3 separate regions of the Homo sapiens genome follow, and regions 2 and 3 are each linked to region 1. Evidence: chromatin loops called from intact Hi-C (ENCODE). Cell type or tissue: GM12878. All regions are shown on one strand. Links, peaks and the distances in the headings refer to the core of each region. The heading gives the core; the rest is flanking DNA.

What was found. A loop is a pair of places that touch in the nucleus more often than their neighbours do. Peaks named below come from ENCODE experiments on the same cell type or tissue, not always from the same donor. Only the 100,000 strongest peaks of a DNase experiment are listed, where the experiment ranks them.
Region 2: it touches region 1 in a loop (2.8-fold over the local background); 10 of 110 quality-filtered maps call a loop at or near these places.
Region 3: a loop joins it to region 1, with 18 times the contacts of the local background. A loop is called at or near these places in 80 of 110 quality-filtered maps.

What each region holds. Positions count from the first base shown.
Region 1 is chr19:27,970,289-27,980,624 of GRCh38, forward strand. The region is part of intron 3 of LINC02987 (long intergenic non-protein coding RNA 2987); the gene reads left to right. Among named protein-coding and RNA genes, the nearest start is that of LINC00662, 180 kb to the left of the region's middle. In GM12878, for the core only: a CTCF peak has its summit at 3,869 (motif pointing right); a DNase peak (open chromatin) is centred at 4,113; H3K27ac peaks cover 340 bases.
Region 2 is chr19:28,236,833-28,247,168 of GRCh38, forward strand. No RefSeq gene overlaps it. Among named protein-coding and RNA genes, the nearest start is that of ERVE-5, 360 kb to the right of the region's middle. RefSeq lists an enhancer at 1-152. In GM12878, for the core only: a CTCF peak has its summit at 5,682 (motif pointing right); no DNase peak of the experiment used is centred there.
Region 3 is chr19:28,320,768-28,331,103 of GRCh38, forward strand. No RefSeq gene overlaps it. Among named protein-coding and RNA genes, the nearest start is that of ERVE-5, 280 kb to the right of the region's middle. In GM12878, for the core only: a CTCF peak has its summit at 4,763 (motif pointing left); a DNase peak (open chromatin) is centred at 4,706.

The sequences.
Region 1 (10,336 bases), core at 2,827-5,326:
TCCCCAATCCAAATTGTTCTAAGTGACACACAGGCACAAGTATGAATATTGCTGTCTTAAGAATACTTCATTTTTTTTTCCAACGGATACTTACATCACATCCTTTCTTCTTTCAGCAAGAAAAGATGCCAAAGGAATACTTTGAGTATGTTCCTGAACACAAGTTTATTTACAGATTTGTCCATGTTCTTTTTAAAGCCACAAACCTAACAGCTGAATTTGCAATAGTAACTTTGGTAAGATATTTCTTATTTATAAAGCATTTTTAGAAGTTGGTACTTGTACACAGGGTATGGTGCTGTTTTTAAATAAAAGTTGGCTTCTGGGCTGGGAGTGGTGGCTCACACCTGTAACTTCAACACTTTGCGGGGAGGCTGAGGCGGGTAGATCACCTGAGGTCAGGAGTTTGAAACCAGCCTGGCCAACATGGCGAAAACCCAACTCTACTAAAATTATAAAAATTAGCCAGGTGTGATGGGGGATGCCTGTAATCCCAGCTAATCAGGAGGCTGAGGCAGGAGAATTGCTTGAATCCGGGAGGCAGAGGTTGCAATGAACCAAGATCTCCCCATTGCACTCCAGCCTGGGTGACACAGCAAAACTCTGCCTAAAAAATAAAATAAAATAAAAAAGTTTGCTTCTGAAATTATTATACAAACTTTAAGAGAAACTTATGAAAGCAAAGTAAATACACACATTCGAGTTGTATCATCATTACAGCTTAAAATGTTGCCATTGCGTTTTTCATAATAGAACCATTGCTATTAAAAGCAGCGGGAGAGATTTCTGATTTCCCCCCCACACATCAGTGCATATGAAGTGTACACACATGCAAGGCAGGCGGAGGTGTTGGGATGGGGAGCAGTAAGGAGACGGATTCCAGTGGAGCTCTGAGCTGAGTCCCAGGCTGCATTCCTCAGGCAGTTCTCATGCAGGCTGTGATTGACAGCTGCTGCCGTGTCGTCTTTGTTCCTTGGGCCATGAGTCTTAATCTACCCCTACTGATCACTTGTGCCTGCTTATGAAATTGCCCAGGAATGTGGTTCCAGTAGGCCTGGGACACAAGCTTTGCTCGTTAGTCTTCCAAGCCATAGCTGTTTCCTTACATTTACATCATCCCTACAGAATTCCTATTGTAAAAATGTTAATAATAAATTCTATTCAAATTGTTGAAATTGTTTTACCCCTCTTCACAGCCAACCTATAGAGGAAAGTCAACTGCATGGCTGGGAAGGAAAGAATACTTAGGTCAATACTTACTTATTTACCATTCAATTAGAGTTTAGGAGAGAAGGCTTCTGATGTGCACTTGAGTCAAAGCCCTCAATGGGTGCTGGACCAGACACAGGCCTTTTCGAGGAGCTGCAAGTCATTTGGAACTCTCAGCACATGCTGGAGGGAAGCAGGAGTGGTGCTTCCAGATTTAGACAGATAGATGATGCTGGGGGGAAAGCTGGATTGGAAAAGGGAGAGTTTTGTACTCAGGCTAAACTAGATGTGCCTTTTAGATAGCAGAGTAGCAGTGTCTAGTCATCATTTGGATATATGGGACTAGAGCATGAATTTGTGGTAGAGATGCAGAGTGAAGAGTAATAGCAGCTGTTCAAATGCAGAGTAAGTGTGTAGAATAAAATTGGACAAGCCAGGCATGGTGGGTTCATACTTTTAGTCCCAGCTACTTGGGAGGCTGAGCTGGGGGGGATTACTTGAGCCCAGTAGTTTGAGTCCAGCCTAGGCCACATGGTGAGAACCCATATCTTGAGAAAAGAAAACATAAAGCCAGGTGTGGTGGTTCGCCCTTATAATCCCAGCACTGTGGGAGGCCACGACAAGAGGATTGCTTGAGCTTAGGAGTTCTAGAATAGACTTGGCAATAAGGTGAGGCCCCATCTCTACAAAAAAAGAAAGAAATTAGCCAGCCATTATGGCACATGCCTGTGGCCCCAGGTACATGGTAGACTGAGGCAGGGAGATTACTTGAGCCAGGAGGTGGAGACTGCAGTGAATCATGATCATGCCACTGCACTGCAGCTCGGGCAACAAAGTTAGACCCTGTCTTAAAAAAGGTAAAGAAAATTGAGAGACGATAGGTCTGTAAGGACTTATAGTGAGTAAAGGACAGGCCCCCAGAGGAGTAGCTGCTAGAATGGGAGGAGGAAAAGCAGGAAAGGATAATAAAAGAGTTAAAAGATGCTGTGGTCACAGTGCTGAATGCTGCCGAGAAGTGACTCATTCCATAAACACTCACTGGATACTGACTCTGTGTCACTCTTCTAAGTGCTGGGGTAGAAGGGAGGACAGGTTGAATACAGTTCTTGCCTTTATGAGCTTATGTTCTAGTGAGACACAAGTAGTTTTTCAGGTAGTGTCAAATAGCAGGAAGAGGAAGCTGGATAAAGGGATTCAGAGTGTCGGGGTGCTCAGTACTTTAGATAGAATGATAAGGAAGAGTCTCTCTAGAGAGCCAACATTTGAACAGTGACCTGCCCAAAGCAACGAAGGGAAGGAGTGCTGGCATTACAGGCAGCAGAGACAGGAATGTGTTTCACATGTGTTCACAGAACAAACAGCAAGGTGACCAGTGTGGTCAGAGTGAGGAATAAGGGAAGCAGTGGAGATAAGGCCACACAGGCAGGGCCACAGCTCACAGGGCCTTTTGGCTTCAGGCCATAGGAAGATGTTAAGGTTTTATTCCAGTTTGATAGGGGACTCATGTAGATCTTGAGCAGGGAAGTGAGTGCTGTTAATAAAGAGGTTATGGTGACTGCTTTGGGGAAAGTAGGCCATGGTTGGGAGGCAGATTGGAGGCAGAGAAGAGGGCTAAAAAGCAATTAGAGTGATACAGGTGAGCAATGAGAGATTGTGGCTCATAATCAACCCAGGCAGACTACCAGTGAAGGCAGACATAACAGGCATTGGAGACATTGCAGAAGGGTAACTCAAATGCAGGTATTTGGCCCCAGCAGCTAGGCAGATGGCAATGTCCTGTACAAGATTAGAAAAGGCTTGGGGGGTTGACTGTTGGGCTGGAGACTTCCAGTTTGTAAGTGTGAAGGCACCAGAAACCTAGGCAAGAGAAGTGTTGGAAGAGTAATGTCAGTGGGGCAGGCAGTGTACATTAAGGAGAGATGGAAGATGAGGAGCTGGCATGAGGGCATGGTGCTGTGAGCACCAATGAGATGACACAGCTGGAGGAGTAGTGGGGAGTGAGATGGGAACAAAGGAAACACAGTTAGATTGGGGAAAATCGCTAGTAGAGAGGCACAAAATCTTCAAAAAGAGGTGATTGTAGGAACAGTGTTCTGCAAAAGTGGAATGGGATCAACTGCACTGAGAAAAGTTGGCATCAGTGGGGAAAACATTTCTACATCTGAGCTGATGATCATAACCTTCAGACAAGAAATAAACTCGTATAAAATAAACTTTTTCCCTTTGTTTTGACATAAAGAGTTCAGGTAGCTCGCAGACATACTCTTCTGCAGAGCACCCTCTGAGGTAACACCTCCTCACAGCTCACCTTTAATCTTTACTCAGCTGTTCACTTTGCCCAATTCTTTGTAAAGCAGATGTTTGATAAATGTAAACTATCAAACATGTGCTAATTCATGAGATTGTCTCACAAACTACTCGGCAGGCTTAGAGGAATCCCAGGGATGCAGAAACTGGCAGCTGTTTCCACCTTTAAACCAACAGAATTGACTAAGTTGCAGGATGTAAGAGAGAATAAATTTTCATGAAGTGATCATGAAGATGGGAAAATAGGGGCTGAGAGGAGGGCCATTCTTTTATACACATGTGTTTTTTATCAAGCAACTGAATACTGAGAATGTTTTACAACCCCTGAGACCTGCACCTGCCATGCTGCTCTGCACAGCGGCCACTGGGAGGCTCTCTTGACCAGCAGTTTTTTAAGCTAGCACCACAAAAGGGTTAGTGTTTGTGAAAAGGAGATTAACATTTGCTCACTATCACATGGGTTTTATATATTCAAGCTTGACATGCCTGTAGAATTTCTATCTACCTCCCAGCTAAGTATGAGACATTACATTTGGTAGGCACTTGAGTATTTCCTGAACAACTTCAATCCACACTGGTCCTTAGTGTGTGCTGCCTTTTATGAGTGTGAAGATGATGACACTGCCTCTCTTCATGGTGGCCTTGGCTGACATATGCAGGCATTCTTGTCACCGAAATTGGGCTGGAAATTCCCATAGGCAGAGTAGGCAGCAGAAGTATCTGACCTATGATTGTAATGTGGTCTCTTGCTTTGCCTGACCAAGCAAAGTATGTAGAGCATAAGAATAAAAGACACTTTCTGGTCAAAACCAGAAGAAATCTGTCATTCAAAAGAGTTCTTATCAGAGCACTTAAAGTGAACTAAATCAAAGGCCAGTGCTCTATTTTGCATATTTACATAGAAAGACTCTTAAGTTATGTGGAGATAGACCTTTGCCCGACCAACTGGAAGAGATTGTCATGGGAGCCATTCTTCTCACCTCCAAAGTTTGGAAAGATGTGACTATATGGAATAGGGAATACTGCAGGCTCTTTGTGAACACTAGCATTAAAGACATGTGAGTTTCTAAGGTTTTTGTGAACTTTCTAACCATTTTCATTACCTTATTTGCTCCCATAAATGTAACACTTTAAGACATATTTTTAAAGGCTACAGTGTGCAGATAAGGAAAACACATAAAACCACATACTTCTTTATATCCAGCTTTAGTATAAAAGTTCATATCTTTTCACTGTTAATGGGTAGGTCTTGGTGAGTTACTGTTGTAATAATCTGCTCTGCTCATACATGGAAAAGTATTTTTCTGGTGGTTTTTGGCAAATACTTCACAAGTGCACTACCAGAACACCATAGCACAGTAAATATCTTTATGGCTTTTTAGAAGCTGTCTGTAAGTTCCAGTCTCTTTTTAAGGGACACATGTCTGGCTGTTGAAATAATTGGCCACTCTTAAGGTCTAGGGCCTCTGGACTATGGAGAAGTTATAGCCTCAGCCTCAGTCACACATTGTGTATTTGCTTTTGCTGATGTTTTCTCCCTTATATTTAAATGTCTGTTTTTTTATAGAAAACTTGAGATGCAGAATAGCCACAGATCCCTGTGCCCTCCCCATTAGGAGTGTTGCATGTGTTTAGAAATTGGGTTGATGAGTTTGCTGCTCCAGTGTTTCCTTGAGGCAGTATGCAAAAAATTGCCCAGGCATCACACAATGCCCACCACACTCAAGAGGCTCCTGGGGCACTCATACAACCACAGCAGCAATCTGTGGGACTTGAGTTACCAAGGAGAGTGCGAGAAATCTTGCTGAGTCATGGGGTTGCTCATAGACGGTGCCAACATGATACTGAAACATGGGCTTCATGGGGGCTTTCTTCCAGTCTGGCCTTACGACTGTTGTAAAGGGAAGAGCCTTGGAGCTTGTAAGCAGGGTGAGCTAGGGAAGCATTTCCACCAAACACTCTAGTAATGTCCACAGGACAGTGAGAATAGCTATATGGGTGACACTTAAGAAAATATAAAGGGACACCTGTTGCTGTCGTTGAGCAGCATATGAAGAACAATATCATGACAGGCAGTGGCAAGAGTTTGTTTTTTTACATTTGCCCGTTACTCCAGATAAGACTGCCATCCAGAATGTATGTGATCACAAAAGTAGAGCTTGATGGCTGATTAGAAGTCTCTGCCAATTGTTCTCCTCATAAGAATAACAAATTGAGTAACTATCTAAATAAAAAACACCTTTATTAGAACTAAAAATAGCTAAATAATTATAGTACCTGGTTTAAACTTTGTATCACTGAAAAAGGCAGTGAACACGGTAGGAAAGACAGTCTTGAGTTGCTGATGCCAGCCCTCCCTTATGTCCTAGCATTGGCCATGTGACAAGAAGAGAATCTGCATGCTTGGGGAAGGGAGAGCACAGCAGTGTGAGACTTTGCATTGAACTCAGTGCTGCGTTGTCATAGCAGAAAGCAAAACTGGGCTGAACTCAGCCAGTGCCCACCCACGGATGGAACATTTCTAGCCCTAGCCTGAAGGGAATCACCCATCCCAGTGGCTGAAAACTGAGTTGTGGAAAGCCTCACTGCTGTGGGATAAAGTATTCTGGGGTCCTTAATAAACTTGAAAGACTGTCTAGGCCACAAGGACCGCAACTCTTAGGCAAGTCTGAGTGTTGTGCTGGGCTTGGAGCCGGTGTATTTGGGGGGCATGTGACCTAGAGAGACAGCAGATGGGGCAGCCCAGGGAGTGCTGTACCACCCCTCCTTCAATCTTAGGCAGTGTAGCTCACAGCTCTGACAGAGACCTCTTTCTTCTGCTTGAGAAGAGTAAAGAGTAAAGAGGACTTTGTCTTGCAACTTGGATACTAGCTCAGCCACAGTAGGAGAGGGCACTGGTCAGAGTCATGAGGCTCCCATTTTGGGTCCTAGCTTTTGGATAATACCTCTAGACAAACCCTGGGCCAGAAGGGAACCTGCTGCCTTGAAGGGAAGGAATCAGTAAGGGCAGGATTCATCACTTTCTGACTAAAGAGCTCTTGGACCCTGAATAATCAGCAGTGGTAAGCAGGTAGTACATGTCATGGGTCTTTAGTGAGCCTCAGAGATCTGCTGGCTTCATGTGTGACCCAGCACATTCCAAACTGTGGTGGTTATGAGGAGAGACAACTTCTGCTTGAGAAAATCTGAGGGAAGAGTACAGAGGACTTTGTCTTGAGCTTAGACACCAGAGCAGCCACAGTGGAGAAAAGCACCAAGTGGGCTGTTGGGGTCCCTGATTCAGGCCTTGGCTCTTGGATGGCATCTCTGGGCTTTCCCTGGGCCAGAAGGGAGCCCACTGCTCTGACGAGTGAGTTCCAGGCCAGGCAGCATTCACCACAAGCTGACTGAGAGCCCTTGGGCCTTAGTGAACATCAGTGGTGACCTGGCAGTACACCCCAGGGGATTGTGATGCTGGTGAACATGGGGACAGACTACTCTGCCTGGGTAATGGGGAAGGAAGAGTGGAAAGGTGTTTGATGGTTTTAGTGCCAGCTCAGTCACAGTAAAACAGAGCACCAGGTGGATTTCTAAGGTTTATAACCCCAGCCCTAGCCCCCAGACAGCACCTCTGAACCCATCCAGGGGCCGGGGGAACTTACTACACTTAAGTGAAGGACAGAAGGTTCTCTGGCTTCACTACCTGCTAATTGTAGAGCCTTGGGGCTTACTGCAAAATAGCTGGCAGCCAGGGAGTTGTTACAGTAGAGGCCTTGGGCAGTAACAGTGCTGTGTGGGCTTCAGATCAGACCCAGTGCTGTCCTAGGTGTAGTGGCCACAGGGGTGCTTGTATCACTCATCTTCGAACTCCAGAAAGCTCAGCACAGAGAGACTCTTTTTGTTTGGGGGAAAGTAAGAGAAGAAATGAGTCTCTGGCTGCTAATGCAGAGAATTCTTCCAGATCAAATCCGAGATCACTAATGTGCTACCTCTACATATCTGCAAGAACCAATGACATTCTTCATAGACATAGAAATAGAAAAGACAATCCTAAAATTTATATGGAACCACGAAAGACACAGAATATTCAAAGCTATTCTCAGGAAAAAACGAAAAAAACAAAACAGAAGGAGTCACATTGTTTGAATAGAAATGATACTCTACAACTATAGTAACCAGAACAGCATGGCACTGGCATGAGAACAGACACATAGACCAATGAGACAGAAGAGAAAACTCAGAAACAAATCCATAAGTCCACAGTGAACTCACTTTCAACAAAGATGCCAATAATACACAATGGGGAAAGGATGGTGTCTTCAATAAATGGTGCTGGGGAAACTGGATATCCATATGCAGAAGAATGAAACTAGTTTTTCTCATCTTATACAAAAATCAAATCAAAATGCATTGAAGATTTAAATTTAAGACCTCAAACTATGAAACTAAAATAAGAGATTAGGAATATTCTTGAAGACATTGGACTGGAAAAAGATTTTTTAATACTCCATAAGCACAGGCAGCCAAAACAAAAATGGGCAAATGAAGTCACATCAAGTTAAAAAGCTTATGCACAGCAAAGGAAACAACAAAGTGAAGAGACAACCCACAGACTGGGAAAAGATATTTGCAAACTATCTGGATTAATTACCAGAATATATGAGAAGTGCAAACAACTCTGTAGGAAAAAAACTAATAATCTGATTTAAAAATGGGCAAAAGATCTGAATAAACATTTCTCAAAAGAAGACACATTAGCTGCTGATGGAAAATGCTTCTGGTTCCTGCTACAAGGGAGGCCTGGATGGGAAAATTACCTGTGCTCAGGAGGTCAAGGCTGTGGTGAGCTGTGATTGTGCCACTCTCCAACCTGGGTAATAGGGTGAGGATCTGTTTCAAAACTTTAAAATATACATACAAATGGCAAACAGATATACGAAAAGATACTCAACATTATTAATCATCAGAAATTCAAACCAACACTACAGTGAGACATCCATCTCACCTCACTTAGAATTACTTTTATCCAAAAGACACGCAATAACAAACACTGGATAGGATATGGGGAAAAGGGAACAGTCGTACACTGTTAGTGGGAATGTAAATTAGTACAACCCCTATGGAGAACAGTTTGGGGGTCTTCAAAACTAAAAATAGAGCTACAATATGATCCAGCAATCCCACTGCTGGCTATATACACAAAAGAATGGAACTCAGTATATCAGAGATAAGAGATACCTGCACTCTCATGTATGTTGCAGCACTATTTACAATAGCTAAGATTTAGAAGCATCCCGAGTGTCCATCAACAGATGAGTGGATAAAGAAAAGGTACATGTACACAATGGAATACTATTCAGCCTTAAAAAATAATGAGATTCTGTTATTTGCAATAACAACATGGATGGAAATGGAGTATAATGAAATGGAGTATTAACTCATTATGTTAAGTGAAATAACCCAGGCACAGAAAGACAAACTTCCCATGTTATCACTTTTTATGGGAGCTAAATGTTGAAACAATTTTACTTGTGCAGATAGAGAGTAGAAGAATTGTTACCAGAGGCTGGTAAAGGTAGTATGGGGGATGGGGAGTAAGAAGTAATTGTTAATGGGTACAAAAATGTATTTAGAATAAGATCTAGTATTTGATAGCGCAACAGGGTGACTATAGTCAGTAATTATTTAATTGTACATTTAATAATAATGAAAAGATTATAATTAGATTATTTGTAACACAAAGGACAAATGTGTGATGGATACTTCATTTACCTTGGTAGGATTAGTACACATCGTTGGCCTGTATCAAAATATCCTATACACCCTATGAATATATAAAGCTATAATGTATGCACAATTTTTAAAAAAGACTATCATTCGTCCAGGCTCGGTGGCTTACGCCTGTAATCCCAGCACTTTGGGAGGCCGAGGCAGGCGGATCATGGGGTCAGGAGATCGAGACCATCCTGGCTAACACAGTCAAATCCCATCTCTACTAAAAATACAAAAAATTAGCCGGGCATGGTGGTGGACACCTGTAGTCCCAGCTGCTTGGGAGGCTGAGGAAAGCCGTGAACCCAGGAGGCGGAGCTTGCAGTGAGCCAAGATCTCACCACTGCGCTCCAGCCTGGGTGACAGAGCGAGACTTCATCCCCCGCCCCCCCCCCCCCCCCGCCAAAAAAAGGCTATCATTCAGAATTACTACACTGTGCATAATATACAATTGAAGTGAGGATGTTGTGACTAACAAAAGACTAGTGACTGTTGGTTGCTGTTGAAATGGCTGTTGGTGAAAATGACCACTTTGCTGATAGTATAAACGAGTGATGATGGTGATGTTGCTAGTAGCCATTTTAGCAAAAGATGTGACAGAAAATTAATTTGAAACAGAAGTACTTTGAAAGTTGCAGACACTAAACTGACTTTGATCACTACTGTCATCAGTCTGCAGACTGATTTCTCAAAGGAAACAAAATTTGTCATTATGAACACTTAGCTTTGCTATAATTGCAGCTAAATTATTCTCAAAACTTGCAACTAAGCTGGCTGAGCTCTAGTTGTAGTTACAAGGTCAGGGAATGTGCAAGTTCTCACAGACGTGAGCTCCAGGGGCAGTGGTGTCAGAGGCCTGCTGTAAGAAACCCAGTTCTACACAATGCTGTTTGTGAATGTGGAAGCATCAGAAGCTATGCTCTGCAAAGGCTGCTTTTGTTTATGATCTTTGGAAACTGGAAAGCATTACAACAAAGTGTTGAATATACATTTACCTTGTCTCCCTGCTGTTGATTATGCATAATAATCTTGTTTTGACTGTAAATTGGACCATTTAAAAATGAGTGTC
Region 2 (10,336 bases), core at 4,169-6,668, 270 kb after region 1:
ATTCAAGAGCTGTGAGTGCAGTCAGAAACTCCAGTGAGTTCCAAAAACACAGGAAGTTGAGATTCAAGGTAAAACAGAAGAGGGCAAAGAACATCTGAATCTTTCACTCCACTGTATCAGTAAGTCCACATTTAGATCACGCTTCCTGAGAGGAGGGCTATGCCTTATATATCTTTTCTTATTTCCCCATCGAATAGTTCCCAGGGCCTGGCTGAGTGGTAGTGACTGCAGTGACAGTAACAGCCATTGCTTACTGTGTACAGCTATATGTGAGTGCTTTCTAGACATCACCTCATTCAATCTTCTCCATAATCTAGAAGTAGGTACTATTTATCCCTACTCTGTAGATGCAGAAAGGCAGTCTCAGAATGGCAGAGTGAATGGGCCAGGGGTGAGGGCTCACACCTATAATCCTAGCACTTTGGGAGGCCGAGGCAGGTGGATCACCAGAGGACAGGAATTCGAGACCAGCCTGTCCAACACGGTGAAATCCCATCTCTACTAAAAATACAAAAAAAAAAAATTAGCCGGGTGTGGTGGTGGGCACCTATAATCCCAGCTATTCGGGAGGCTGAGGGAAGAGAATCGCTTGAACCCGGGAGGCAGAGGTTGCAGTGACCTGAGATCATACCACTGCACTCCAGCCTAGGCAACAGACTGAGACTCTGTCTCAAAAGGAAAAAAAAAAACGAATAACAGAGTGAATGGCTCAAGATTACACAGCCAGGAAGAAGCAGGGCCAGCTTCTTCCCAGCGTAGCTCTAGTGACTTAGTCTCTGCCCTTACTCACCATTCTGCCACCTTTGACGTAACTAACCACCTACCATCTCTGACATGACCTCCCCTTCTCTGTGCAGCCTTAAATGATGTCTGCTTCATTTCCAGTGGGTGTGGCCTCCAGAAAAGGAAATTGGAAAGAACGTGGAACTCTCAACAACGAAAGCAATGAAGCTGCCTTGCTTAAGGAGGAAAGGATGGTGGTGACCAAGTTTCCAACCTTGCTGGGTGGGACAAGGGCAGAGAGGAGCACCCAGGACCCTTCACTCATGTGACCAGCCTGAGGCAGAGCAAATGGGGCTGCTTAAGGGCACAGCTCTTCTCCCTACCGAGGCAAACTCACTGTGGAAGGGGCTGTTTCCAAGCACCTATGATGTTGAAACAGCAAAGTTATAACCGGTCAGAAATTGCACCTTTCTAAAAAGAAATTATGACAATTAGCCCACATAAAAACATTATTTCCTTCAACATAGGCTTGAAATTCAAAACCACTATACTATAATAATTTTTCATTTTCATGGGTGCAATAATTATTGCACTAGAGATAATGGGGCCCATACTAGAAAGCAGAAACAATTGCCCTGGTTTAAGAGCTTATTAATGAACAATACAGCCATAGTCAATTAAGGCACAGGAAGGAAACATGGCTGCTGGTGACTGGTGGGTTGGTTGCTAGATTTAATTTTTGTTATTGGGTCAGTAAAGGCAGGAAGAAAATACTTCTCAAGTGGGAGGGAAGGAAATTACAAATTTGATGAAAATAAATCACCTTTTGAGCTTTTGAGTCTTTCCAATTGAGGCTTGGTTAATGTAGGTGACAGCACTTTCTGCCTGTGACTTGGCACAGGGTTATTGGGAGCCATTTGTAACACTCCCATTCTGTCTGTAAAAAGACATTTTAATTGAAAAATCATTTGCCCATAAAATTATTATCATCAATTTACAGTCCACCAAAGGGCTGCATTATGACCATAAAACAATTTGTAGTGGATTCATTTTACTCACTAAATCACTTTACATTATACTGTGAACAGAATGATTAAAGCAAGTTAGCATTTTGTTGGCAAAGTAATTACATTATTATGCATTTCACCCACAGAGATACTTCTACTACTGAGTCCATTTGTCTTGTTGACAGAATATCTATATGCATTGGACAGAATGCATTTTCTTTAGTTGATGCAATTAATTTTATTCACCAGACACTTTTAAACCTAAGCTAAAATGTTTTTGTCACAGAAATAGATTTGATTGGGGAACAAAATTAATCTTGCCTACATGATTTGTGCTCAGAAAGTTTCTTCCAATAACTGTGCAAATTTGCAAACAAGTAAACAGGGAGAAAATAATAAGCAAGAGCAAAACAAAAGCCTCAAAAAGCAATTCTCCTCCTGGGTCTGTTTTTTAAAGTCCTCTATGTACCCAGGCAGGATAAAAATCCAAAGACACCTTGAACAGGTGGAGCAGGAGATGGTGGTGAAAAGAGAGGGGCTTCTCCAACCTGAACAATTTGGCTGGGAAAATAGTGAGCACAGATTAATCTTTTAAAAAGACCCCACACAATTGCTTGAGAAGCGCCTCAGCTAGTGTCTTTTTGTCACCAACTTTGTATCCTAGCGGTAGAAATGACTTTGGACTTTCCTGGGGCCGGTGCCAGGCTCTGAGTGTAGTCAGGCTTGTGAGGCAGAAGTGAAGATCTCAGGCACCCCAACTGTGTCCCATACAAGATGCCTAAATGGGTTGTCTAAAACCAAACACGAGAAGCAGAAAATGGCTTGTCTTGCACAGTGGGCATTGGGCCCACCTGTTTGCCGCTGGAAGTCCCAGGCTTCGAACCGCAGTCCCCTCCTTGCAAGAGGCCCAGGACCTCAGCCACCACCAGAGGGCAGGAAACCACATCTCACTCTCCCTGAAGCCCCCACAGCACAGGGCTTGGCATGCGCAGGTCATTCTGGAAAGACTTCCAGATTCATTCCCTCATTCTTCAACTCCTATTTTCTGAGCACCTACTCTGTGTCCTAAAAAGTTCAGCAGTGAGCAGAACCCTGCTCTGAGCAGGCTGACCACCTGCTGGAGAAGTCAGACAGGTGAAGAGGAAATTAAGACACAGACAGTATGGGGAGGAGGTTCCTTATGGTGTGGGAACAGTTCTGTATCTTGATTGTGGTGATGTCTATACAAATCTCCATACAGGTGACAAAATTTCCTAGAACTGTGCACAAAAACATGCACACACACAAAAAAATGAGTCCATGTAAAAACTGGTGAAATCTGAGTAGACCAGGTCAATTGTTTGAGTCCAGGAGTTTGAGGCAGCAATGAGTTGTGATTGTGCAACTACACTCCGGTCTGGGCCACAGAGCAAGACCCTGTCTCTAAAATTAAAAACAAATTCCAAAGTGTAAACAAAAACTGAACAAATCAGCAACTTATTTGTCCATCGTAGTCTAGTAGTTAAGCACATTGTGCCAATGCCAAGTTCCTGATTTTCATAATGCACTACAGTTATATAAAATATTGCCATAGGTGGAGGCTGGGAGATGGGTATAACTCTGCACTTGTTTTGCAACTGCTCTGATCTATAACTATTTCCTAATAAATGGTTTAAAGAAACACTGATGTGCAAAGCACTGATGGAAAACGCAGGAGGCTGCAGAAGTCCAAAGAAACGCTGGATTCTTGGGGGCAGCAGGGAAGGTTTCCTGGAAAAACTCATATCTTCCCAAAGGCAACCCAGTTAAGTGCCCAGAAGGGTCAGCAGGAGGGGAAAAGTGAAGCTGGGAGTGACAGGCAGCAGAAATGGAGGTAACTGTAGCACAGACCCAGTCCCAAGACATTCAGATTCAAATTGTATTTAAATGCTGGAGAGTTTTGGCTAAGCTGAAATTTAAAAGAGATTTAGGACCCCTAAAGGGGAAGATTGGCTGAGAGGAAAAATAATCCTTCAGGTCTGAGGAGTGTTGGAAGGACACGCTGGAGGCCCCTCCTTTGTAGTCACGTGGCTAGCAGGCACCTGCAAGCTGAAACGTGTGGGCTGGAGGGACTGCGGCAGTGACATGTCTCCGCAGACCTGGCTGCCATTCCTGGTTCACTGGCTACACCCAGCTCCATGGCACCCATGTCTCTGCACATTTTCCCCATAGAACACATGTACCTTATTCTCCCAGGATTCTGCCAGGTAGCTCTGGGCTTCATCAAGACAACTGCCACCTGCTGCCACACACTCCCGCACATCACAATGGTGAAATATGGGGCCCACAGGCAAGGTGGAGGGATGAGTAGTTTGGCTGGAGAGGCTTTATTCCATCAAGCCCCTACTGTTATCCATCCATCTAAATCATACAACTCAGGTTATCAACACTCCATGAAACAACCACTCCAAACTTCCTGCTCCAGGAGTTTTTATTATGAAGACCATCCAAGCCTAAGCAACAAGCAAAACCCTGTTTCTACAAAAAAAAGAAAATAAATTGAAAAATTTTTCTGGCATGATGGCACGTGCCTACAGTCATGACTACTTGGGAGACTGAGATAGGAGAATTGCTTGAGCTCAGTAGTTCAAGGCTGCAATGACTTGTGATTGTGCAACTGCACTTCAGTCTGGGCAACAGAGAAGAACACTGTCTCTAAAAATAATAAATAAATAAAAGTCCAAGTGTAAACAAAAACTGAACAAATCAGCAACTTATTTGTACATTGTAAAAACATCACAGCTGAGCACTTATAAGTTCCACTGGGAAAGAGACACAGGGTCTGCAGCCCCAGATACAATAAGAAAAGTGACTGCTGTCTGACACTGAGCTTTATACAGATTCCCGTGGAGTGCACACAGCAACCCTGTGGAGGCTGATGCTGTATCATCATCATGCACATTTTATAGATCAGTGCATGCACAAAAAGGTTAGATAACTTGCCCAAGGGTGTGCAGTCAGTATGTGCTGGGACCATGACCCAAATGCAGGGTGTTCCGTTTTCTCTTCCACTCAAGCACCAGCTCCTCCACTGTTTCCATGAGCATCTCCACTCACCTTGCACAAGATTGACGCCTTTCCAGCTCCCCAGACTGGAGCTAAGGAAGCTTGGAGTAGCTAAGGACCATTCCCTGCAACACCTCCAGACACACCTCCTGACCTTTATGATACACCTGGAAGACAGGTGCATCCCCTGAAATCCCTTGGACCAAGGACAAGATCCTTCAGTAGCCCTTGGTCTTTCTTGAGATACAGGGAAGCTTTGTAAGATTCCCATTAATGAAATATTTAGGTGATACTTCTCTCACTTCAGAAAACAAATGAGAAAAGGAGTTTTGCTTACAGTACATTAAGTTACTTTAAATTACTGGAAGCCATTTGTAGATAACTTCCTGGAAAATTTGAATATGGATAAGGATATGTTACTCATCAGCCTGACACTTTCATAAAATACCCTCCAAATAGAACAGCAGCAAGGAAAGGAGCATATGTTTTCATCTCCAATATGGGCATTCTATGAAATGTAAGCACTGTATCATTACTGATCCCTGAAAAACTGGGTCATAATGAGTCTTGAACTTAGAAAGTCAAAAATTAGGTTCTAAAAAAAAGTATGCTCCTCTCACCCTATCTCTATCACTGAAAATTAAAAAGATAAATTTCAAAAGCCAAAACACATGACCCAAACTCTTGAGCATTCTGTGAGTCTAATTAGATGTGCTGTTGTCTTGATTTTTGTGGAAATAAAAGCAGCCATCACAGAAAGAATTGAACGGTTATATTATTTGTGAAAGTAGATTTATATAAAGTTAGTGATTAAGGCTTTGTGACATAAAGTCATCTGGTCAATGCATTCAAAGGCCCAGTCAATCACCCACAAGTTGAACAGATGAGACAACAATGGCAAAGACTTTCTTCAAAAGTCACCGCTAGAGGGGGCTCTAGAGACATCCACCCTGGCTACCCATCAGCATCATCTGGGGTGCATGTTAAAAACAAGATGCCTGAGAGCCATCCTCCAAAATTCTGGTTCAGTCACCTTAGGGCGTAACCAAGGAACTGGCATTTTCGTGAAGCACCCAACTCATGCATGTGCAGACATCCCTGAGCCTGCGAACTACTCCCCTATATAGCTAGTCAGTCTACAAAGAGGAAGCTACACTGGAACACCCGCCATAGAGCTGTTTGCCCAAGGCCTATCTTATCCGGGGACAGACTCCTTGATGGCTAACCCTGTCCTAACACACCCTGTCCACTCCATCTATTTTAAATTATTACTGTTTTTGAGTCTATCATTATTAAAGGATTTAAGTTTTTATATTATTTTAGTACTTTGCATTTGAATGATCTTTTCTACAGCCTCTCATCTTTAAAAAGAGATAAAAATACTGCCTATGTTGTAATCTGTAAATAAGAATGAGTGAGGTAGCCCAGGTGGAGTTTTGCACAGGCTTGGGACATAATGTGTGTTTAATAAATGTTGGCTATTACGGTGTCATTCTTGCCTGTGACCCATCATGTATAAGGAGGAATGAATTGTCATCATTGCAGTGGAATACATTTTGGCTGCCTAGGTTAGATAAATTGTTTAACTGTGTGCAATGTCCAGAGATTATAATTTCTGCTATATGGAGGGCTGCTGGGAACCAGAGGGTATGATTGATTCGAACTTTATTTCAGAGACTTTGGTTCCAAGTTCCAATCCTCAACCCTCCTGGCCACCCACAAAGAGTCAAGAAAATATCCAAGCATATTTCCAACATTTATTGGAAACATTTATTTTAAATATATTTATAATAGCCAAAAATTGGAAACAATCCAAATGTTCATCAGCAAGAGAATAAATTTCGTATATTTATACAATGGAATATGACACAGAAATTAAAAATAATAAACTGCTAAGAAACACAATAACATGGATAAATCACACAGACATTGTTCTCACAGCTGAACACAGTAAGCCAGGTTCAAAAGACTACATAATGTATGAGGGTATAATTCAGGACAGTGGCTACTTCTGGGAGATGTTAACTGGGAAGAGGCAAAAGGAACTCTTCTGGGGAGCTGGAAATGCTTTATGTCTTGTCTGGTTGATGATTTTAGACGTAAAAATTAATTGAGCTGTACATTTAAAATTAGTGCACTTTACAAAGTTTGCTGCATGCATTATACCTTAATTAAAAATTTTTTAAAGCATAAGATGCATCTTAATGCTAGTTTCAAGTGAGATTTCTCACCCTTTTAAACTCATCTGTGTGTGAACACAGCTTCTCTTTTACTTGCGGGTGGCCCCAAGTGGATGGTGGGAACAATGCAGAATAAGAAAACTTTTTCTCGTCTTGTCCCTCAATTTCTTATTCTCTCTTCTCTCAGTATTTCTAGCTTCTTTTAAAGCACCAAATGATTATTCTGTGATCGTTAATCAGATCGCCCCACTGCCTGATTTATCTGACAAAACAGTTATTTCTAAACACCTAAACTCAATCTATCCCTTTCCGATGCTAGCCCATTACTCCTCCTCTCCGCACCACTGTCCTGCATACAAGATAAATCGCTCTCAGCTCAGGGCTGAATGCAGTTTCCATCTAGAAGCCAATTAGGGAATTGCATTTGTTTAGTCTCCCAACAACCCAGATCAATGGCAGACCCTTTGATGACTTGTGAAATAACCCAAGTAATGGGCTTGACAATGTTGCCTCAGGAAAGATTTTCAGCTGAAGTTGAGAGAAGCAGTAAAAGTCTCCTTTTATTCACCACCAAGCTCTATCCCTCTTGACTTTATTCAAACCTTGCTTCATCTTAGGCTTTTCTGGAAGAGATATTCTGGGTTTCACTCTTAAAATCTGCCAGCTAAAACAGAGGGAAGGCCCACCTGATTAGCTGCCTCTATAATGGATTTCATTAATTCGCTCACTTAATCGTTCACTAAAAAATCACCTATAGAGCACCCGTTATGCTCAGCAGACAGCAGAAAACAAAACCGAGTCTCTGACCTCATGGAACATATATTCTAGCTGGAGAGACATAAAATAAATGAGGTAATTTTACAGAATAACAAATTACATGAGTAAATAAAATGAGAAAGTATGAACAAGAATGCCCAGGAAAGTAGAGACACTTTATATAGGACTGCCAGAGAAGCCCTCTTTGAGGATGCAACACTTGCGCAGAGACCTGAATAATGAGACACAGTCAGTTATGCACATGCTGGGAAAATCATCCCAAGCAAAAGAATAATCACTTTCAGGGGTCCAAACTCTCTGTGTGAGTTCTAGAAACAGAGGGAAGGGGAAACCATAAAGCAAACCCTAACTTTGTCCTACCGCCTGGTCTCTCTACAAGGACTGCCTCCTCCTTTGCTATTCAGCAGGGGCCCTTCCTAGTGCCATGGCACTGGCTCTTTCTGAAAAAATGCCAACGAAAATATCGGCAACCACCATGATTCATTTTCCAAAGTACTGTTGGGGTAACCCAACTCCCTTGTTCCAACTGAGGCTGAACTGAGATTCCTGAAGCTCTGGGAGACCAACAGCAAGACTCCAATTAGGCCTGACCATGTTCAACATAAAAAGAGCTGTCCCTGGGAAGAAGGTGCTGATGGAGACAAGCTCCAAGGCTGCAGCAAAGACAGCAGTGCAGATCGATAAACACAGCACAAATTAGGATTTCATTTTCAATTCTTTTGTCAAGACTAATTGCATGCTCACTTCGAGTAAGATGCCCTTTCTGTTCAGAAGCATTACTGTCCAGGAGAAGGTAACACGCTGGGGCTTCGAATTGGCATTTCACATAATGAGGATTTCGCAGTTCAAACAATCACTAGATATTTTATTCTGGAAATCGAAGCTGTTAGTCAACTAAAAGTCCTCATCCTGAGCTGTGAACATGGGCAGACATTAAGCAAGCATTCGGTGACATCACTCATTCCATTTCTGTCTTTTCTTCCCAGTTCTCAGGCACCACAGATGATAACAGCCACTGGATCCCTCAAGCACATGGAAATTCCCAGAACTTCACAGATGCTCACAGATGCATCCCATGATCTTGACCTTTGAGTAATGGGATAAGCAGGTACAAAGGAGACAGAAGGGCCAGGCTGGGTGCTTAGAGAATTCCAGGAAGAGAAAGAGGCACTAGAAGTCATGGCAGGCAGCATAGAGCAGTGGGTAAGTGTACAGACCTGAGGACCAGATTCGATTTCCACCGCTCAAGAGCCACTTGGCCTTACTTAAGTCACATTGTATCTCTAAGTCAGCTTCCTGATCTGTGAATAAGCCAGACACAGAAAGAAACATACTGCTTGATCTCACTTATATTATGGAATTTCAAGAAGTCAAACTCACAGAAACAAAGAGCAGACAGTGGTTACCAGGGACTGAAGGGTGGGGAAAATAGGGAGAAGTTGGTCAAATGGCATAAACCATCAGTTATGAGAATAATGGTGACTATAGTTAATAATATTGCATGGTCTACTTGAGATTTAAGAGAGATCTTAAGTGTCTCTCCACAAAAAAAGTAACTAAATGGTTTACTTCACTTAGCAGTCTTTTTGGGGTTCATCCGTGTTATCACACGTGGCAGGATTTCCTTCTTGTGTGGCTGAATAATATTCCATCATATATAAATACCACATTCCCTATATCCATTCACCCATTGCTAGACACTTAGGTTGTTGATTCCATAACGTGGCCATAGTGAATGATGCTGCAATAGCCATGGGAGTGCAGATATATCTTTGATTTTTTTCTTTTGGGTGTATACCCAGAAGTGGGATTGCAGATCATATGGTAGTTCTATTTTTTAGGACCTTCCATACTGTTTTCCATAATAGCTGTACAAATGTACATTCCCATGATCAGTGCGCAAGCGTCCCCTTTTCTCCATGTGCTTGCCCCACATCCTTCTTATCTTTTGTCTTTTTGGTAACAGCCAACTCACCAAGTGTGAGGTGATATTTCATTATGGTTTTTGATTTGCTTTTCCCTGATGGTTAATGATATTGGGTACCTTTTCTTGTACTTGTTGGCCACTTGCATGTCTTCCTTAGAAAAATGTCTGTTGAGGTCATTTGCCCATTTTTAAATCAGATTTGTTTGGTTGGTAGATTGCTATTGAGTTGTATGTGTTTCCAACATATTTTGGATATTAACCCTTTATCAAACATATGTTTTACTTTTGTCTCTCAGATGAGGCATCCAGGCTAGCTGTGTGGCAGAGCCTAGCTGTGTCAGCAGGTATTGAAGCCTCAGGGATGAATGAGAGAAACTGGTAAAAGAATGGAGAAGAAGAGATGAGAGAAACAAGCCAGGACTTAATTCAGAGAAATTCAACATTAGAGGTTCGATTTGATATTTAATGAATATTGCTTGTGTGCAAAGCTTAAATGTCACTGTACAAATTATTTTATCACAACTATTTCATGCATCTTGCTATTTAAACTGTCCAACATTTTTTGGCTACAAATATATTTAAACATGAATGTCTGAATATCTGAAATATCTAGATAACTTCTGGCATCCACACCTTTCATAATGACCATGAATTCTCTTACACTCTTCCAGGAAGTAGCAAACAGATGTGTTGCTCAG
Region 3 (10,336 bases), core at 3,684-6,183, 350 kb after region 1:
AGAACGGCTATTTTTTAAAAGTCAAAAAGCAATAGATGTTGGTGTGGATGTAGTGAAAATGGAACGCTTATACGCAGCTGGTGGGATTGTAAATTAGCACAACCTCTGTGGAAAAAGATGTGGATATTTGTCAAAGAACTAAAAGTAGATCTACCATTCTACCCAGAAATTCCACTACTGGGTATCTACCTCCCAAAAACAGTCACTAAATCAAAAAAACACTTGCATGCATATGTTTATTACAGCACAATTCACAATTGCAAAGACATAGAATCAACCTAAGTGCCCATCAACTGATAGGCCAACACACAATCATGAAATACTACTCAGCCATAAAAAGGAACAAAATAATGTCTTTTGCAACAACTTAGATGGAGCTGGAGGCCATTATGCTAAGTGAAGTAAGTCAGGAATGGAAAACCAAATATTGAACATTCTCACTTATAAGTGGGAGCTAAGCTATGGGTACGCAAAGACATACAGAGTAATATAATGAAGTGTGGAGATTCAAAAGCAGGAGGGTGGGAGGAAGGTGAGAGAAAATAAACTACTTATTGAGTACAATGTACACTACTTAGGTGACGGGCGCACTAAAATCTCCGTCTTCACCACTGTACAATTCATCTGTGTAATCAAAAACAACTTGTACCCCCAAAGCCATTGAAATTTTACAAAATAGAAATAAAAAATTTAAAAGATCTTTAAGTCAAGAATATTTATGAGGATAAATACTTTTGCCCAAACCCATTGAACCCAAATGCCACCTTATTCAGGAGGTCTGTTGGGGCCATTGCACACCCCTTCCTCAGAGCCCTTGAGCCAGGAGCTGCTGGGTCTGGCTGTCTCCTTCACCTCCTTTAGGAGGTGACTACATCTTATTCAGCTCTGCCTCTTCCAGGCCACCAGGTTCAATTGATACCAGCTGTTCAACAGAGACTGAGTGAATGGGCCAATGACAATATCGGACTGGAGTGACATGTCTGTACCGAATTGAGAATTATGACAATTTTAACATTGCAGCATTCTCCCACTTGGAGTTTAATTTGAGGTTGTATTTTTTCTTAGTAATCAACTGTGAGGTAAAAATCAACTGTTTTTGGAGAGTTCTCTGCACTTTAGGGGACAATAATACAGACAGCTGTATGTCGTAGCTTACGGCAGTGTTACCTCAGTCTCATTGACATAAACTGATGGGCTGTCTGATGCTATGCAGATGTGGCTTCAACATGGCTAGACAGGTTCATCCCAGCTCCAAAAGGAAAGGAGCAGATAAGCATCAGGAAGGCAGCAGAGTACAGAACCTCTGAAAGTTCACTCCTCCATAAAAGCCATAAAAAAAACTGGCAAAAATGGCCAGAAACAACTTTTTCAGAACTCTGAAAATTCACCAACTGCTTGCAACACCCCAGGGAGTGTTTATGTAAGAAAAGCAGCTGAATCCCAGTAAGAACCGAGGGCTTTGTAGCATTTTGACTTGCCCTAGTCTCATCCTCTTGCTCCAGCTCAGCAGCAGCCTTGGAAATCACCTGCACTCCCTGTACTGAAAGGGATAGAATAGATCTCATTCCCAAAGAGAGTCATTATTTGACCTGTCTAGTGCTTCCCTGAAAGACCTTGTCTTTATTAGTGGCCCAGTACTAAAAGCCTTGGGGGAGGGAGGAGCATTTGCCTGTAGCATTTACTAGTGTTTCAACGGGTACAGCTGCCCGAGGTAATGGATAGCATTTGGGGCAAACAATAGACTAATGAAAAGCTTAAAGGAAAAGCTGAGGAATGAGATGTCCATAAGGACCCTGAAAAGCTTTGTCACATTCCTGGGAATCTATAAGACCCTGAGAATCTGTCCAGTAGGGCTTTGCACATGTCCAGGAACCGGAGAAGGCCCTAAGCACTCACCACTGACTGAAGTTGAGGCCCTGCAGGAGCGGGAAGGAAAGTTGAGACAGAGTTGCCAATTTCCTGGCAGAGTGCTGACCATGTGCCCCAACAGACGCAGAAAACCCATCTGCAAAGACTGAGAGATATTTCATTCCAGGCATTTAAAGAAACCTCTGTCCAGTTATTAGCTGGCCACTAAGCTAAATAAGTAGAGACTTTGTTACCAAAAAGGGGTCCCGATCCAGACCCCAAGACAGGGTTCTTAGATCTCACACAAGAAACAATTTGGGGTGAGTTCATAAAGTGAAAGCAGGTTTATTAGAGAAAGTGAAGGAATAAAAAATGGCCACTCTAAAGGCAGAGAGCCGCTTCAGCTGCTAATGATACTTATTGTTACTTCTTGATTATGTGCTAACCAAGGGGTGGATTTTTCATGAGCTTTCCAGGAAACGAGTGGGAAACTCCCTGAACTGAGGATTCTTTCCCTTTTTAGACCATATAGGGTAACTTCTTAACATGGCAATGGCATTTGTAAACTGTCATGGCAATGGTGGGAGTGTCTTTTAGCATGCTAAAATATTATAATGAGCATATAATAAGCCATGAGGATGACTAGAGGTCAATTCCATCACCATCTTTTGGCGGGTTTTAGCCAGCTTCTTTACTACAACCTGTTTTATCAGCAAGTTTTTGTTTTGTTTTGTTTTGTTTTTTTGAGACAGTCTTGCTCTGTCACCCAGGCTGGAGTGCAGCGGCATGATCTCGGCTCACTACAACCTCCGCCTCCTGGGTTCAAGCAATTCTCTGCCTCAGCCTCCCAAGTAGTTTGGATTACAGGCACCTGCCACCATGCCCAGCTACTTTTTTTTTGTTTTGTATTTTTAGTAGAGATAGATTTTCACCATCTTGGCCAGGCTGGTCTTGAACTCCTCACCTCGTGATCCACCCACCTCGGCCTCCCAAAGTGCTGGGATTACGGGTGTGAGCCACTGTGTCCCACCTTTATCGCAAGGTTTTTATGACCTGTATCTTGTGCCAACCTCCTATCTCATCCTCTGACTTAGAACTCCTAACCTCCTAAGAATGCAGCCCAATAGGTCTCAGCCTTATTTTACCCAGCCTCTATTGAAAATGGAGTTGCTCTGGTTCAAATGCCTCTGACAGCTTCAGTGGCCACTAGGAACCTATTTTGATAAGTAAAGGTAAAGAGGTAAAGAGGTTAAGCTGCTTTTCAAGAAACAGCAGGCTGTGCCAACAATGCTGGTTTTAGAGCTGTAGGAACGCAAAAGTTACACCCAAACAGAAGGAAATGTTGACAGTGTCTGTAGGGTGCAGTGTGGGCCACAGAGGAAGGTTGGTCTCCAGGAGAATGGGACTCGAGGTTGAAAATGGGACTCACCTTGGCTTACAGGTTTGCACTAGCAGCCGTGTGTATCCACTCCATCACTCGTCCTCTCTGCAGGATACAAGGCTTTCCAATGCAAAATGGCACAGTGTTATGCAGAGTATTAAGTGACTTGATAAGCTTCTCATCAGGGGATGGAATTTCCTCCATTCCTCACAGCAACCAGTTCCCAAGGTTTATTGAGGGAGCGTCTTGCTAATTGTGTGGCTGTTATGCCGGCTTTCCCAGATGAACATTTTTTTTTAGCATCTCTCACTCCCTAGAAATCCCACTCTGCCTCAGGGATGTAAACTAAAACTAAAATTCTAAGCTCCCCAACCATCTGAATGGACCCTTCCTCTTGGCCAAGAGCATTCATTCCAGAGTTTACCTGAAAAACGAGTTCAGGCCATGATGAGGAGGCAAGGGCCGGATACCCTTCACCATACATACGCTCCCCCTATTGGAATTCAGGCACAACTGACCAGCATCAACATTAAAACAGAGATCTTAAGACTTTTTGTAGCAATAAGACACCAAATTCCAGCCTGAATGTAGTGTAGCATCACATGAAAGGTATCAGGCCCTGAAAGAAATCAAAATATTTTACCCTAAAATAGATTTCTTTACACATTTTAAAATGGCCCTGCAAAGCTGTCTCCTGTGGGAAAAATTTACATTCTGTAGCGAATCCCCTTTTCCTTCCAGATCTTTTCTCTGATCCAGGAGAGAATTAACTAAGAGTCTGGCACTTTTTAAAAGTCAGATAAGAAACATTCACAATCTATTCTTTCTGAAGTCTGCAACCTGGAGGCTTCATCTGCACAATAAGAATCTTGGTCTCCACAGCCCCTTATCTGAACTTGGGCACTCCCTTCTGTTGATTCTAGATCTTAACTCTTTCAACCAATTGCCAATAGAAACATCTCTGAATTCACCTATAACCTCGAAGCCTCCCCAACCCCACTGCCTTCAAGTTGTCCCACCTTTCTGGGATGAACTAATGTACATCTTACAGCTATTGATTGATGTCTTATGTCTCCCTAAAATGTATTAAACCAAGCTGTAGCCTGACCACCTTGGGCACATGTCGTCAGGATGTCCCGAGGCTGTGCCAAGGTTATTTTAACCTTGGCAAAATAAACCTCTAAATTGATTGAGACTTGCCTCAGATACCTTTTGGTTTACAAGGGTGAGGTGAGTCACTGGGCAGTTTTATTGAGACTGAGAATTTGGTGGTTCTTGGGGTTCCAAAATCCATAAAGACTTTTTTTAGACCTATGTCTACAGAAATAGCCACCCTCTTCTAGGTTTTGGGTGAAAGCAGCCCTTCCTGGTGGAAAAGAATTTCAGCAGTAGCAAATTGTTTCTTAACATGGTAAAAAAAAAAAAAAAAAAAAAAAAAAAAAAAAAAAAAGTCTGTCTCAGGAAGACACAATGTCATTATTTCCAACACCATCCTCAACAGGGACCTAGCAAAATTATACGGGCAACAGTGCCATCAAGTGGCCAAGCAGGAAAATAACCAATACCTGAAAAAGCGTTTTTTCCAAGAGTGAAATTCTGGTGGAAGCGCTTGGAGGAGAATCATCTGCATTCCCCTGGTTCCCCTCTTTGTCCTGGGAGGCACAGACAAGCTCCACATTTTCAACTCAGGACTTTCTCAGGTTTTTAACCTTTTCCCAGGAGGCAGTGCGCAGCCTCAGGTCAGGGCTGCCTGACTTGTCCTCTATGTGCAGCTCCCCTTCCTCAGCCCCTCTGATAGGCGGCGTCCTCTTCACCCGGGTACTGGCTGAGAGGTCACCTCCTCTGAAAACTCTACTCACTGCATCTAAAGGAGCCACTGCACTCCACACATCACTCTCTACAAGACACAAGTTTCATTTTTCTTCATAGCCCTTTTCGCATTGAAAATACTTTCTTTATTCATCTATTTACCTGCATATTTCCTGCCTTTCCCACACCCTCACGCCCTATGTTGAAATTTGATGAGAGTAGAGTCTTACCTGCCTTCCTCACTGCCATGTCCCACCATTGGGAACAGTGGCCGGAGTAGAGCCTCCAATGCAACACGTGCGCTTGCATGAATGGATAAACGGGAGGAAGGAAAGAGGAGAGACGCAAAGGCCAGTGTTTTACCAGGAGGCCCAAGTGACATTGTCTCCATTAGCAACTTCGGGACCAACATCTTACTTCCCTTTTTTATTTTTAAGATTCAGTGACTTCAAATGCAAAGGGAGTTCATATTATCAACTCTTATTTAGAGTGAACCGAGAATCAGTTAATCTGGCTTTAAATATCCCTCAAAGGTGCAGAATTACTCCAGGTATTGCACGCAGACTGTACCTTCCTTTAAAATCCCTCTGTCCTCATAAAGCTGCTATGGACCCAGGAAATCTCTAAGTGAGTCTTCCCTGTGTAACTGAGGAGCACTTGTGTTAAAATACAGAGGATCTCCAGCAACAGAAAAAGAGTGAACCTTTGCCTACGGAACATGACAATTTCCTGGAATCAAAGGCCTCTCTGCAGTAGCTGATCATGTTTTACATCTGTGGGTTGATCTTGAAGACGTGGGCTTATCAATATATCTTGTCAACAGTGGGCATTCATTTAAATAAAATCAAAAACTGCAGGCAAAGTTGCCAGAACTGGCAATTTATAGGGGCATTTTCACTCCAGGAGAACTAAAAATAAGCTACTGTTGAGTTTGGATTGCATTTTTATCCACATATAAATAGCTTTGGTAGGTCACAGTCGAGGCAACATTGCTAAGGAACTCTGCAGTGTCTCCTCAAATTGTCAGGCCACTATCTTAAAAGACAGGCAGCTAGTCTATAGCAATTGTGTGGAAACCCTCCAGCTTTTACTTAGATCCCCAGCTGCTGCTTCAGATAATTAGATGGGAAAACTTGCCCTCTGAGACAGGTAAGGATGATGGAGTTTTCCGGCAGCGAATTGCATGGCAAATCTGGGCAAGAGCTCCCTTCCAAAGTATCTGGTAACTGAGAGGAAACTCATTTAGAATTTCTGTCATGCAGAGTTTTCAAAAAAGACTTGGGGAAAGCCGTGCAAACCTGCAAAGATGATATTTGTATCTCCAGGCTGGAAAAGTACCCTTTTATCTAGTGATGGCCATGCTGGCTTCTCTGTAAGCACTCACGAATTGCTTTTCGATTTTCATCCAGAATTATAACATCTGCGTACCGTGCCCCACCAACCCAAGTAAATATGAACTGTGAATACATCCCACCTTCATATCACAGTTCAGCCGTTCTTAGCATTCATTCTTTTACTCGTTAAACACTTGCTAAGCCCTTACTAATGCTTCCCTCCCACTGTGCCTGGGCGGGAGGCACGCTGAGATGATGCCCTGCCCTCCAGGTCTGAAGGAGGTGTGGCATAAGGAAGAGTATAACTGAAAAAGAAGATTCAAAGCACAGCAAGTAAGAGCTTCACCAACTACTTGCTTCGTGCACTTGGCCAGTGACTTAAACTCCCTGAGCTTCAGTTTCCTCACTTCTACAGTAGAGGTGATGGCAGAACCTGCCACTTAGAGATGCTACAATCTATGTAAATTCTTCAGGATCTAGCCACACTATTGTAAGCAGTTAGGGAAACCAAATATTTTACCCCAAAATATATTTTTGAAATAATTTGAGATGGCTGTTCAGAGATCTGGCAAACAGAAGTCTCCCTGCAAAGCTGTCTTCTGTGGGGGGAGATTTGCATCTGTAGGGAAGCTGCACTGATACTGCGAGTTTTTCTCTGAGGCCTCCCCTTGTCCTTGTCTGGATCTAGGAAAGATTCACTGAGATCATGACACCTTTTAAGGTCTAAAAAAGACATCTACCACCTACCCTCTCTGAGGGCAGCCACCTGTGAGGTTTTAGCTACTTAACAAGCCTACCTATGCTAGCCAGGCCTCATCTTCTCCCCCTCCCATCACCTGTTTTACCACCATAATTTGTTTTGCCGCAATCCAAGCCCCAATTATTTTTATTTAATTTCAATTTTCATTTTAGATTCAGGGGATGTAGCATGATTGAACCCATCACCCAGGTAGTGAGCATAGTTCCCAATATACAGTGTTTCAACCCTTGCCCCCCTTCCCTTCCCTTCCCTTGTAACGTCCCCAGTGTCTGTCGTTCCCATCTTTATGTCAATGAGTGCCTGATGTTCAGCTCCCACTTATAAGTGAGAATATGCAGTATTTGGTTTTCTGTTCCTGCATTAATAGGCTTAGGATAATGGCCTCCAGCTGCATCCATGTTGCTGCAAAGAACATGACTTTCGTCTTTTTTATGGCTGTGTAGTATTCTACGGTATATATGTACAACATGTAAATCCACAAATGTAGATTTCTTTATCCAATCCACAGTTGATGGCAAGTCCCATTTTTTTCTGTAGCCTCAAGATGGCATGTAAGCTTCTGAACCCCTTTGGGAGGTAGGAGTCCTTACTCTGTGTTTTTCTCCCTGTGTGCACATTAACACATTTATATGCCTTTTCTCCAATTAGTCTGACTTTTGTGGGTTGATTTTTTTCTTTGCAAACCTTCCGATATAGCTGTGTCCCCAACTAAATCTCATCTTGAATTCCCAGGTGTTGTGGGAGGGACCCGGTGGGAGGTAAATGAATCATGGGGGCAAGTCTTTCCTGTGCTGTCTTCATGATAGTGAATAAGTCTCATGAGATCTGATGGTTTTAAAAATGAGAGTTTTTTTGTGCAAGCTCTCTCTTTGCCTGCTGCCATCCACGTAAGACGTTACTTGCTCCTCCTTGCCTTCCACCATGATTGTGAGGCTTCCCCAGCCATGTGGAACTGTAAGTCTAATTAAACCTCTTTCTTTTGTAAATTTCCCAGTCTCAAGTGTGCCTTTATCAGCAGCATGAAAACAGACTAATGAGCATTAGACAGACTAATGTTCATTAGAACAGTAAATAGGCACCAGTGCAGTGGAGCACTGCTGAGAAGATACCCGAAAATGTGGAAGTGACTTTGGAACTGGGTAACAGGCAGAGGTTATAACAGTTTGGAGGATTCAGAAGACAGGAAGATGTGGGAAAGTTTAGAACTTCCAAGAGACTTGTTCGATGGGTTTGACAAAAACGCGGATAATGATATGAACAATAAGTTCAAAGTTGAAGTGGTCTCAGATGCAGATGAGGAACTTGTGGGGAACTGAAGCAAAAATGACTCTTGCTATGTTTTAGCAAAGAGACTGGCAGCATTTTGCACCTGCCCTAGAGATTTTTGGAACTTTGAACTTGAGAGAGATGATTAGGGTATCTGGCAGAAGAAATTTCTAAGCAGCAAAGAATTCAAGAGGTGACTTGGGTGCTGTTAAAGGCATTCAGTTTCAAAAGGGACACAAAGCATAAAAGTTTGGAAAATTTGCAGCCTGACAATGCAATATAAAAGAAAATCTTTTTTTCTGAAGAGAAATTCAAGCCATCTGCAGAAATTTGCATAAGGAGGAGCTGAATGTCAATCCCCAAGACAATAGGGAAAATGTCTCCAGGGCATGTCAGAGGTCTTCACATCAGCCCCTCCCATCACAGGCCTGAAGGCCTAGGAGGAAACAGTGGTTTCATGGGATGGGCCCAGGGTTCCTATGCTGTATGAAGCATAGGGACTTGGTGTTTGTGTCCTCGCCACTCCAGCCATGACTGAAACGGGCCAATGAAGAGCCTGGGCCATGGCTTCAGAGGGTGCAAGCCTCAAGCCTTGGCAACTGTCAAGAATTGGGGTTTGGGAACCTCTGCCTAGATTTCAGAGGATGTACGGAAACGCCTGGATGTCCAGTCAGAAGTTTGCTGCAGGGGTGGGTCCCTCATATAGAACCTCTGCCAGGGCAGTGTGGAAGGAAAATATGGGGTCAGAGTCACCACACAGTGTTTTAACTAGGGCACTTCCTACTGGAGCTGTGAAAAGAGGGCCACTGTCCTCCAGAACCCAGAATGGTAGATCCACTGACAGCTTACACTGTGGGCCTGGAAAAGCCAAAGACACTCAACACCAGCCTGTGAAAGCAGTTGTGAGGGAGGCTGTACCCTGCAAAGCCACAGAGGCAGAGCTGCTCAAGGCCATGTGAGCCCACCTCTTGCATCAGCATGACCTGGATGTGAGACATGGAGTCAAAGGAGATCATTCTGGAGCTGTAAGACTTAACTGCCCCACTGGATTTTGGACTTGCATGAGGCCTGTGTCCCCTTTGTTTTGGCCACTTTTTCCCATTTGGAATGGCTGTATTTACCTAATCCCTGTACCCACATTGTATCTAGGAAGTAACTAACTTGCTTTTGATTTTACAGGCTCATAGTCAGAAAAGACTTACCTTTTCTCAGATGAGAATTTGGACTGTGGACTTTTGAGTTAATGCTGAAATGAGTAAAGGCTTTGAGGGACTATTGGGAAGCCATGATTCATTTTGAAATGTGAGGACATGAGATTTGGGAGGGGCTGGGGTGAAATGATACAGCTTGGTTGTGTTCCCATCCAAATCTCATCTTGAATTTCCAGGTGTTGTGGGAGGGACCAGGTGAAAGGTAATTGAATCATGGGGGCAAGTCTTTCCCATGCTGTTCTCATGATAGTGAATAAGTCTCACTAGATCTGATGGTTTTAAAAATGGGAACTTTTCTGCACAAGCTCTCTCTTTTCCTGATGCCATACATGTAAGACATAACTTGCTCTTCCTTGCCTTCCACCCTGATTGTGAGGCTTCCCCAGCCACATGGAACTGTAAGTCCAATCAAACCTCTATCTTTTGTAAATTGTCCAGTCTTGGGTATGTCTATTTCAGCAGTGTGAAAACGGACTAACACACCTTCAGAAGTGGAGTTTTTCTCTTGGCCCCTAATAAACTGGAACTTCAAGGATTCAGCTGGGAAGGGGAATATTTCCAGGCACCCATGGTTACACAGCTGGTGAGAAAATTCCCAAAGGCTTTATGGAGTTCTGGCACTTTGGGTGAATCACTTCCTGGCCTCAGGACTCATTTCCTTATTATTTAGTTGTGGAAGTTGAATTAAAGTTGATTCCATCCAGCTCTTACTTTCTATTGTTTGACC